Linked DNA regions of Homo sapiens: region 2 is linked to region 1. A link is an interaction called in ENCODE POLR2A ChIA-PET data of the cell type or tissue named here. Cell type or tissue: A673. All regions are shown on one strand. Region 1 holds the start of GIP (gastric inhibitory polypeptide). Region 2 holds the start of HOXB13 (homeobox B13).

Region 1 (5,000 bases):
GGTCCACGGCGGGGAGGCAGCAGCCAGCCCTCTGAGTCACCCTGACCTGGCTGCAGAGCTGGGCCAGAATGTCTGCGCCAGCGAGGGGGATGGGGATGGTGGTGGGGGTGGCGGTGAGTCACCAGTGGGGACTGGAAGAGCAAGCAAACCCCAGATGCTCTTCTGCTGTTACAGTTCTCATTCCTGAGGGCCCAGTCAGAACCCAGGAAGGGCTGGGAAATGGGACCCAGGGTTCTCTTGCGATGGCACTGCCCATCACCCCTTCTCTGAATCTCACTCCCCTGATTACCTAACTCCTGTAACACCTCAGAAACCCCCCAACCCAACCCAACACACTCTTTCTTTTTTTTGGCGGGGGATGGAGTCTCGCTCTGTCTCCCAGGCTGGAGTGCAGTGGAGTGATCTCAGCTCACTGCGACTTCTGCCTCCTGGGTTCAAGTGATTCTTCTGCCTCAGCCTCCCAAGTAGTGGGGACTATCGGCACTTATTGGCCAGGCTGGTCTCAAACTCCTGACCTTGTGATCTGCCCTCCTCGGCCTCCCAAAGTGCTGGGATTACAGGCGTGAGCCACTGTGCCGGGCCCCCACACACTCTTTCAACTTGTGTGGGTGTTGGGCTAGTTGGGGTGTCCTCCTGACCCCCATCCCCTGTGTCCTCTCTGACCCCTCACATGCTAGCAATTCTCCATAGTGAAATGGGAAGAGGGAGGCTCTGCTAATTCCAGAGCCTCCTCCTCCCCACCCCCAACCCCAAACCTGCACAGAACTCTGCACACCAGGGCGCTTCTCCTTATGGTGTGGACAGGCTGGCTTAACTGCCAGTTGGATTTATTAAATGATTTTGATCAAGTCCAGCAGGCTCTTCCAATCCTCAGAAACTTCCCAGGGTCATCTTTTCAATTTCCTGCCTCCCAATATGCCTTTTGGGGGAGCTGTGGAACCCCCTAGGAGTTTGGCTTCATCTCTGATCTCCCCTGGCCCTCCTCGCATATTCTGCTGCTTCTGGGGAGTGTGGAACTTGCAGACTTGAGCAGGAGCTCTAGGCTTGGGGGCCCTCCCCACATTCCCTGTTCCTGCCTGCCCTGCTCTTCCCTGCCTACAGGGTCCAGGACATATTCTCTCTTGTCTGTGCACTGCAGGGCATGAGGGCCAAAGATCAAAGAGAAATGGGGATGAGGCTGCAGAGAAGGGGGTGGGGTGGGGACTTAAAGTACACTTGCTTGGCCAGTCACGGTGGCTCACGCCTGTAATCCCAGCACTTTGTGAGGCCGAAGCGGGCGGATCACTTGAAGTCAGGAGCTCAAGACCAGCCTGGCCAACATGGTGAAACCCCATCTCTACTAAAAGTACAAAAATTAGTCGGGCATGGTGGTTCTTGCCTGTAATCCCAGCTACTCGGGAGGCTGAGGCGGGAGAATTGTTTGAACCGGAGGTGGAGGTTGCAGTGAGCTGAGATCGTGTCACTGCACTCCAGCTTAGGAGACAGAGTGAGACTCCGTCTCTAAATTAATAAACAAAATGAAGTACATTGGCCTTCAGAGCAGCCCACCCCCAAAACAAATCCACAGAGTACAAGGCAGGGGCTCATGGCTGCTAGAGCCCATCACAGAGCCTTCCTTGACTCCAATTTGGCCCCAGACTCAGGGTTCCCAGGGAATGTTGTCCACTTTTCTTGGATACTGTTGCCTCCAGGCAGGAGGCAGATTTGAACACAAGCCCTTCTGAGCTCATTAACTGTGTTGCTCAGCAGAAAACAAGATCACAAGCAGCCCTCACATCTCCCTTGGAGGTCAAATCTGAATCGACGTCTAATCTCTGCCCATTGGTAGCTGGGAGATGGAATTTGGAGAGCTTGCTAAGGGAGGAGTTTTTCTAGATGGTGGAGAATGGGTGGGTATGCAGAGGAGGTTTCCAGGAGGCAGAGGTAAGTGACCCTGCTAGTCCAGGTACCTCTCATCCCACACGCACACTTAATTTCATGCTGGATCTGCTCCTAGGCTAGGGTGTTCACCTGGAAAGGAAGGTGGCCTTTATTAGGACCTGGAGCTGATAGGCAGAGCATGAGCTTGGCTGTTTATGGTCCCAAGTACCCATGGCGGCGGCAGAGGAGGAGCCTGGAAAGAACGCCTTGGAGGTCTGCCAAAAATGCAATCTGTGCCCTGCCCCTTCTAGACTGAGAGCCCCTGTGGACAGAGCCATGTGCTAAGTACTTGGAGAAAGGCAAAGGGAGTATCCCAAGGAGTCTCCAGTCTGAGGGGGAGACACAGCCCTTAGCCTCAGAAAGCCTCAGTGTGCTGGGGGAACATCGCCTCCAGCTCTCCTCCTCCTCTCAGAGAGCTCCCAGGCAGATCAGGGACAGAAAGCCCCTGCCTTGGAGTGGCTCCTGTATAATAGAGAGGCACAGCATAACTCCAGGGTCTTCACTCTGATAGAAGAGACAGGATGACATACTTCTCTTGTACAGGACAGTAGGACATATGAGGAGAGGGGCTCCTAAATCTCTATAGATAAAGTTGTAACTACCCCACCCTCCTGTGAGCCCCTGAGGTACAAACATGTCTCTTTCTCCTGCTTTATCCTGCCCCTGAGCAGGAAGACAGCTTGAATGTATGTTCTCAGTTTATCCAGCTGTCCCTAGGAAACCCCGATCCTTCATATTCCCTCAACATTGAGCCCTTGGGACACCTCTCTAGATAATGTGATGGGGGCATTGCCACATCACCAAAGCCATAGGCCACTGTCCAGAGCTGGGATTCAGATGACTGTGGACCTACTCTCTCCCACCCAGAAGTAGCCTGTTGCCTTGTGGGAGTGTCCCCCTGCCAGTTAGTGCCACCCTACCCCAAGTCTGTCTTCACTACAAGTACCCTTTTTTATTTTTATTTTTATTTTTTGAGACAGAGTCTTGTTTTGTCACCCAGGCTGGAGTGCAGTGGCACGATCTTGGCTCACTACAACCTCTGCCTCCAGGTCTGGGTTCAAGCGATTCTCCTGCCTCAGCCTCCCAAGTAGCTGGGACTACAGGCACGTGCCACCATGCCTGGCTAATTTTTGTTTGTTTTTTTTTTTTTTGTTTGTTTGTTTGTTTTGAGATGGAGTCTCGCTCCGTCGCCCAGGCTGGCAGGCAGTGGCGCCATCTCGGCTCACTGCAACCTCCGCCTGCCGGGTTCACGCCATTCTCCTGCCTCAGCCTCCCGAGTAGCTGGGACTACAGGCACCTGCCAACATGCCCGGCTAATTTTTTGTGTTTTTAGTACAGACGGGGTTTCACTGTGTTAGCCAGGATGGTCTCGATCTCGTGACCTCGTGATCCACCCGCCTCGGCCTCCCAAAGTGCTGGGATTACAGGCGTGAGTCACTGCGCCCGGCCCCCTTTCTTTTTTCTTTTCTTTTTTTCTTTTTTGAGAGAGTCTCTCTTTGTTGCCCATGCTGGAGTGCAGTGAACTCGATCTTGGCTCACTGTAACTTCTGCCTCCCAGGTTCAAGTGATTCTCTTGCCTCAACCTCCCAAGTAGCTGGGATTACAGCCGTGCACGACCATGCCCAGCTAATTTTTGTATTTTTAGTAGAGACTGGGTTTCACCATGTTGGCCAGGCTGGTCTCGAACCCCTGACCTCAGGTGATCCGCCCGTGTCGTCCTCCCAAGCGCTGGGATTACAGACGTGATTCATCGCGCCTGGCCTACAAGTATCCCTTCTAACTGAGGGCAACTGTAAAGGAAGTAGGGCATAGAAGAATAGTAGTGGGCCCTGTGCCCAGAAGGGAGGAGGAGGAAGAAAAAAGGGGGTACTTAGGGTACCCTACCCACAGGCAGGCCCCAGACAGCAGCTGGAGATAGCCAAATGTTAATCACCAATTAGCACAGTTCAGGTGGAAAGGGCAACTCTATTATGTGTAAAATGGACTTAATGTGGCAGGAGCTGTGGGCTTAATTTCTTGAGATAAGATGCTTTTAGGCTAATCAGCAGGTCTATGCCTAATATAAAGGAGCTGGGGCATGATTTCTTCAGCAGGCTCAGAAGGTCCAGAAATCAGGGGAAGGAGACCCCTATCTGTCCTTCTTCTGGAAGAGCTGGAAAGGAAGTCTGGTAAGAGAAGTGGAGACAGGGATGGATGAGATGACCCGAGAGCAGATGGATCTTGGCAACCCTGAGATGCTCAGCAGCCCTGGCATCTTAGTTTTCTCTTCCTCTATATGAGATGTGAGAAGATAGTCAGGTGCGGTGCCTCATGCCTGTAATCCCAATACTTTGGGAGCCGAGGTAGGAGGATCATTTGAGCACAGGAGTTCAAGACCAGCCTGGGCAATGGAGGGAAACTCGATCTCTACACATAATTTAAAAAATTAGCTGGGCATGGTGGTACATGCCTGCGGTTCTAGGTACTCGGGAGGGTGAAGTGAAAGGTTTGCCTGAGCCCAGGAGGTCGAGGCTGCAGTGAGCCACGATTGTGTCACTGCACTCCAACCCGGGTGACAGAGCGAAACCCTGTCTCAAAAAAAGAGAAAGAGAAATGAGAAGGTAGCGCTGATGTTTCCTTTATTTATTTATTTAGAGATGGAGTCTCGCTCTGTCACCCAGGCTGGAGTGCACTGGCGCAATCTCGGCTCACTGCAACCTCTTCCTCCCAGGTTCAAGCGATTCTCATGCCTCAGCCTCCTGAATAGCTGGGATCACAGGCGCGCACCACCACACCTGGCTAATCTTTGTCTTTTATGTAGAGACAGGATTTCACCATATTGGCCAGGCTGGTCTCAAACTCCTGACCTCAAGTGATCCGCCCACCTGGGCCTCCCAAAGTGCTGGGATTGCAGGCATGAGCCACTGCACCCAGCCTGGTCCATCTTTTGGTAAGATTCCATGTCCCTTCTAGTCACTAACTCCAGTGCACAGCACCCCTCATCTTCCCCCATGGTGTTGCCCCAGGCTCTTAGAAAAGGTCCAAACTGGCAAGGCGCGATGGCTCACGCCTGTTATCCCAGCACTTTGGGAGGCCCAGGT
Region 2 (5,000 bases), 240 kb after region 1:
GTGTAGTACTTCATTGTATAATTATACTGTGCTTTCTTTATTCATGCTACTGCTGATAGACTTTTGGGTTGTTTCTAGTTTTGAGCTACTATATTTTGATTTCATTATGAGATGGGGTATCCCTATTATCCCTATTACCCCTGTTGCCCAGGCTGGTTTTTTTTTTTTTTTTTTTTTTTTTTTTTTTTTTTGAGATGGAGTCTTGCTCTGTCACCCAGGCTGGAGTGCAGTGGCACGATCTCGGCTCACTGCAAACTCTGCCTTCCAAATTCAAGCGATTCTCCTGCCTCAGCCTCCTGAGTAGCTGGGGTTATAGGTGTCCACCACCACAATTGGCTTTTTTTTTTTTTTTTTTTGTAGTTTTAGTATAGAGAGAGTTTCACCATGTTAGCCAGTCTGGTCTCGAACTCCTGACCTCAAGTGATCCACCTGCCTTGGCCTCCCAAAGTGCTGGGATTACAGACCTGAGCCACTGTGCCTGGCCCCAGGCTAGTCTTGAACACCGGGGCTCAAGCGATCTTCCCACCTCCACTAGGATTAGTAGCTAGGATTACAGGCGTGCGCTGCCATGGGTGGCTTTGAGCAACTACAGATAAAGCTGCTGTGGACCTACTAGTACATGACTTTTGATGGATATAAAGGTTCATTTCTGTTGGGTTTATGCCCAGGAATGGAATTGCTGGGTCATAGGGCATGACTATGACTATTATTATTTTTTAAATTTAGGGATCTATTAATGCCTCTACTGTACAAGGATGAATAAATGTGCATGTGTGGGTGTTTGCCTAGTGGAAACTAAAACTGTGGACATGCCCTACATATCTATCATCTACCAAGTAAAAATTGGTGAAAAATTCTTAGTCTTTAGGTAAAAGTCTGGATATTTCTGCAGTTCATAATTAGACAAGCAAGAAACTCTGGTGAGAAACTGGAAAGCACTGAAGAGACATCTCCTCCCTTTTCTTCCATATTGTTTTCAAATGCGATCTAGTGAAGATTTCGTGCTTGGTGTCTTCAATTATAGCAATGCTCATTAGGAGTGATGTACACTACTGCCTGTGGGCCCTTTCCCACAAAGTGGCTCAAGTTCAAGGTCAGGTTGGTGAGAGGCTATGATTGAGTCTGCCCAGAGTTTAGGGTAAGCCATTCCATATAATTGTCAAGACCCTCGTGTAGAATGGAAACATTCCTGTCTTCTCCAGAAAAACTGGGAGTTCTAGAAAAAGCAGACAGAAGGATTTGATTTGGGAGGGGTAGTAAAGGAAGCGGAAAACCTCTAAAGACAGATTTGTGAAACAAACCGTTTGATTCTTCTGAATTGCACTGCACATTAGGCCCCAACAGAGGGGCCTCAAGCAATTCTGCCAGTGGCTGGGGTTTCCCCTTCCATTCCCTTTTCCTTGTAAGGAAGTTTAAAGCTTGCAGGAGGCAGATAGGGGTCTTGGGCTTTCTGGGTACTCAGCTTGTGTGGGAGTATGCCAGTATCAGGGACAGTTTCCTGGGCCCCTTGCAGACCATAGGGAGAGGACTGCAGGGCAGGGAGACTGGCATCTCCACACAGGCGTCTGTATTCTTGGGGTCCAGAACTCCCGCAGCTGGTTTCTGGCAGTCAGCCAGGCTTGGCTTCCTCAGACTTCTTTAGATCCCAAAAAAGGGGGAAAGTGCCTCTCTTCTTTCTCTTTTCTGACTGACACTTCAGGATTTTACAAGATTTTGTCCCATCCGCTCTGTCAGCTTCTCTCTTTCCCTCTTTGTGTTGCTGTCCCTGAGTCTCATCTCTCCCTCTCCCCGTCCCTCCCTCAAGTCCTGTGGGTCTCCGTCCCTCCGTATGTCTTTACTTAAAGGGAAATCCAGACCCTTCCACAGGCCACTCTAGAGGCTCCATTTCCCCTTCAGGTCCGGAAGTGGAGTGTCCTGGGTTCCATCCAGATCGCATGTCTTCTACGTCTACGTTCGTGTCTCCCGCCTCTTCCCTCAGCCTCACCCGAATCAGGGCCTCCAGAGCATTCTGGGCAGTAGCGAGTCCCTGGGTAAGGGGCGTCCAGGGCACCTCCCTGGGGCCCGGAGCAGCTCATTCCAGGACATCTGGGACAGGAAGGGTACCGGGAATGAACTGGGGTGCTAGTACCCAGGACCCAAAGCCAGGGGCTGCCAGAAATACCTATTAACCCCCATTTCCCAGCCTCCTCTTACACAGGCGCATTCCCGGGTTCTCCTCTGAGGCCGGGAGCGGCCTCCCAGCCCCACCCCCGACTCCCCTTCCCCCCCAGGAGATGGACACTTTATAGAGAGAGCTTTTTATTCTCTCGTTAAACCTGTCAAAGCGCAGGAGACAGAAAGCTAGGGAGGGAGAGGAGGAGAAGGAGGTGGGGCCCGGCTCCTCGTCCCCTCTTCCTCCGCCCACCACGCCTCCCCTCCCCCCGGACGTGTAAATGAGACTCTGCAAACTGGAAAGCAGCGAAAGGACACCTCCTTCCTTTTCTCTCTTGTTGTTTTTAAGTGGAATGAGAGAGAGAGGAGTGGAGAGGGAAAAGAAGAGAGAGAGGGAGAAGAGAGAGAGGAGAGAAAGAGCGAGAGAGCGAGAGAGAGAGACAGAGACAGAGAGAGAGAGAGAGAGAGAGAGAGAGAGAAAGAGAGAGAGAGAGAGAGAGAATAAGCTGGGGTAAAGTATTTTCGCAGTTTCTGCCTTTAGGATTTTATTAGCTTCTCTCCCCCAGGCCGCAGCCAATCAGCGCGCGTGCCCGGGCCCCTGCGTCTCTTGCGTCAAGACGGCCGTGCTGAGCGAATGCAGGCGACTTGCGAGCTGGGAGCGATTTAAAACGCTTTGGATTCCCCCGGCCTGGGTGGGGAGAGCGAGCTGGGTGCCCCCTAGATTCCCCGCCCCCGCACCTCATGAGCCGACCCTCGGCTCCATGGAGCCCGGCAATTATGCCACCTTGGATGGAGCCAAGGATATCGAAGGCTTGCTGGGAGCGGGAGGGGGGCGGAATCTGGTCGCCCACTCCCCTCTGACCAGCCACCCAGCGGCGCCTACGCTGATGCCTGCTGTCAACTATGCCCCCTTGGATCTGCCAGGCTCGGCGGAGCCGCCAAAGCAATGCCACCCATGCCCTGGGGTGCCCCAGGGGACGTCCCCAGCTCCCGTGCCTTATGGTTACTTTGGAGGCGGGTACTACTCCTGCCGAGTGTCCCGGAGCTCGCTGAAACCCTGTGCCCAGGCAGCCACCCTGGCCGCGTACCCCGCGGAGACTCCCACGGCCGGGGAAGAGTACCCCAGCCGCCCCACTGAGTTTGCCTTCTATCCGGGATATCCGGGAACCTACCAGCCTATGGCCAGTTACCTGGACGTGTCTGTGGTGCAGACTCTGGGTGCTCCTGGAGAACCGCGACATGACTCCCTGTTGCCTGTGGACAGTTACCAGTCTTGGGCTCTCGCTGGTGGCTGGAACAGCCAGATGTGTTGCCAGGGAGAACAGAACCCACCAGGTCCCTTTTGGAAGGCAGCATTTGCAGGTACCTCTATTACCCTGGGTCCCCTTGTCTCTGAGCCTGGGGTTGTGGGTCCCAATGGCATTTCCCTGGGAGGAGGAGGAGGGAGACTTGGAGCTGGTGAGGATGAGCTTGGTGCTCCTCCCTTGGTTATTAGGACTCTGAAGGAGGTCTGAGTAGCTGGAGGGCCTGGATGGAGGTCAGTGTGAGGGGCCTGAGCTGGGTGCTATCTGAAGCCTGAAGGCCACCTCACTTCTCCAGGAGGCCCTGGGACCAGCCTTTCAACATGTCTGAGAGGTTTAGATCTCTTTGCTGTTGAGTGGGGATCAGGGTGTCCCTACCCAGCACAATTCCAAACTAATTCTACACAAAAGCTAAATAACTCTCAATTCGGTGCGTGGGGAGTGGGTGTGGGAGATGGGTAAAAAGGTATTGGATGTACTGTAGAGAATACAACCTCTCACTTTCTATTAGATGAGTTTTCCAATTTCCAAAGAAAAATTTAGGTTTCCTGCAGCCGTGACATATGTGTGTGCACTGGGATGGGTTAATGTGTGTGTGTGTGTGTGTATGCGCATGTATTGGGAGTGGGGGCAGAAACGTGTTTCCAGAATTTGCCTGTAGAATCTAAAAGAGTGGCCAAGAGTCTGGAAATGCATGAAGACTGGACGTATGTGATGGTGGGCAAAGGCCTGACTGTGTGTGGTGTGTGGGTATGTTTGCAGATTCGCGGGTGTGAGAGCAGTGATGGGTGAGGGTGGCCTTCAGGAGCCAAGGCTGAGCGGTGGTGAGAGAACAAGCCGGAAGCCAGGGTGCTGTCCTGGTATGCTTTGGAGGAACAGGATTGCACGTGCGCCTGTAGGGTGACCTGTGTGCACCTGTGAGATGACTTAGCTTGGGGCTTGCAAGGCCTGGGTCTGCATGGGTGGGTATCTGACCATGCCTTTTCCTCCCTCCCTTTCACGCCGCGCAGACTCCAGCGGGCAGCACCCTCCTGACGCCTGCGCCTTTCGTCGCGGCCGCAAGAAACGCATTCCGTACAGCAAGGGGCAGTTGCGGGAGCTGGAGCGGGAGTATGCGGCTAACAAGTTCATCACCAAGGACAAGAGGCGCAAGATCTCGGCAGCCACCAGCCTCTCGGAGCGCCAGATTACCATCTGGTTTCAGAACCGCCGGGTCAAAGAGAAGAAGGTTCTCGCCAAGGTGAAGAACAGCGCTACCCCTTAAGAGATCTCCTTGCCTGGGTGGGAGGAGCGAAAGTGGGGGTGTCCTGGGGAGACCAGGAACCTGCCAAGCCCAGGCTGGGGCCAAGGACTCTGCTGAGAGGCCCCTAGAGACAACACCCTTCCCAGGCCACTGGCTGCTGGACTGTTCCTCAGGAGCGGCCTGGGTACCCAGTATGTGCAGGGAGACGGAACCCCATGTGACAGCCCACTCCACCAGGGTTCCCAAAGAACCTGGCCCAGTCATAATCATTCATCCTGACAGTGGCAATAATCACGATAACCAGT

What was found. ChIA-PET counts read pairs that join two places held together with the same protein. Peaks named below come from ENCODE experiments on the same cell type or tissue, not always from the same donor. Only the 100,000 strongest peaks of a DNase experiment are listed, where the experiment ranks them.
Region 2: POLR2A ChIA-PET joins it to region 1 with 12 read pairs; 2 of 35 experiments call an interaction of 5 or more read pairs at or near these places.

What each region holds. Positions count from the first base shown.
Region 1 is chr17:48,967,605-48,972,604 of GRCh38, reverse strand. GIP (gastric inhibitory polypeptide) reads left to right here and starts at 4,009. Exons shown (of 6, transcript NM_004123.3): 1 at 4,009-4,088. In A673, no CTCF peak of the experiment used is centred here; DNase peaks (open chromatin) are centred at 47 and 2,144; H3K27ac peaks cover 429 bases.
Region 2 is chr17:48,726,506-48,731,505 of GRCh38, reverse strand. HOXB13 (homeobox B13) reads left to right here and starts at 2,756. Exons shown (of 2, transcript NM_006361.6): 1 at 2,756-3,513; 2 at 4,463-5,000. The coding sequence starts at 2,913. The coding sequence ends at 4,716. In A673, a CTCF peak has its summit at 2,587; DNase peaks (open chromatin) are centred at 1,615, 1,965, 2,405 and 2,735; H3K4me3 peaks cover 2,696 bases; H3K27ac peaks cover 3,969 bases.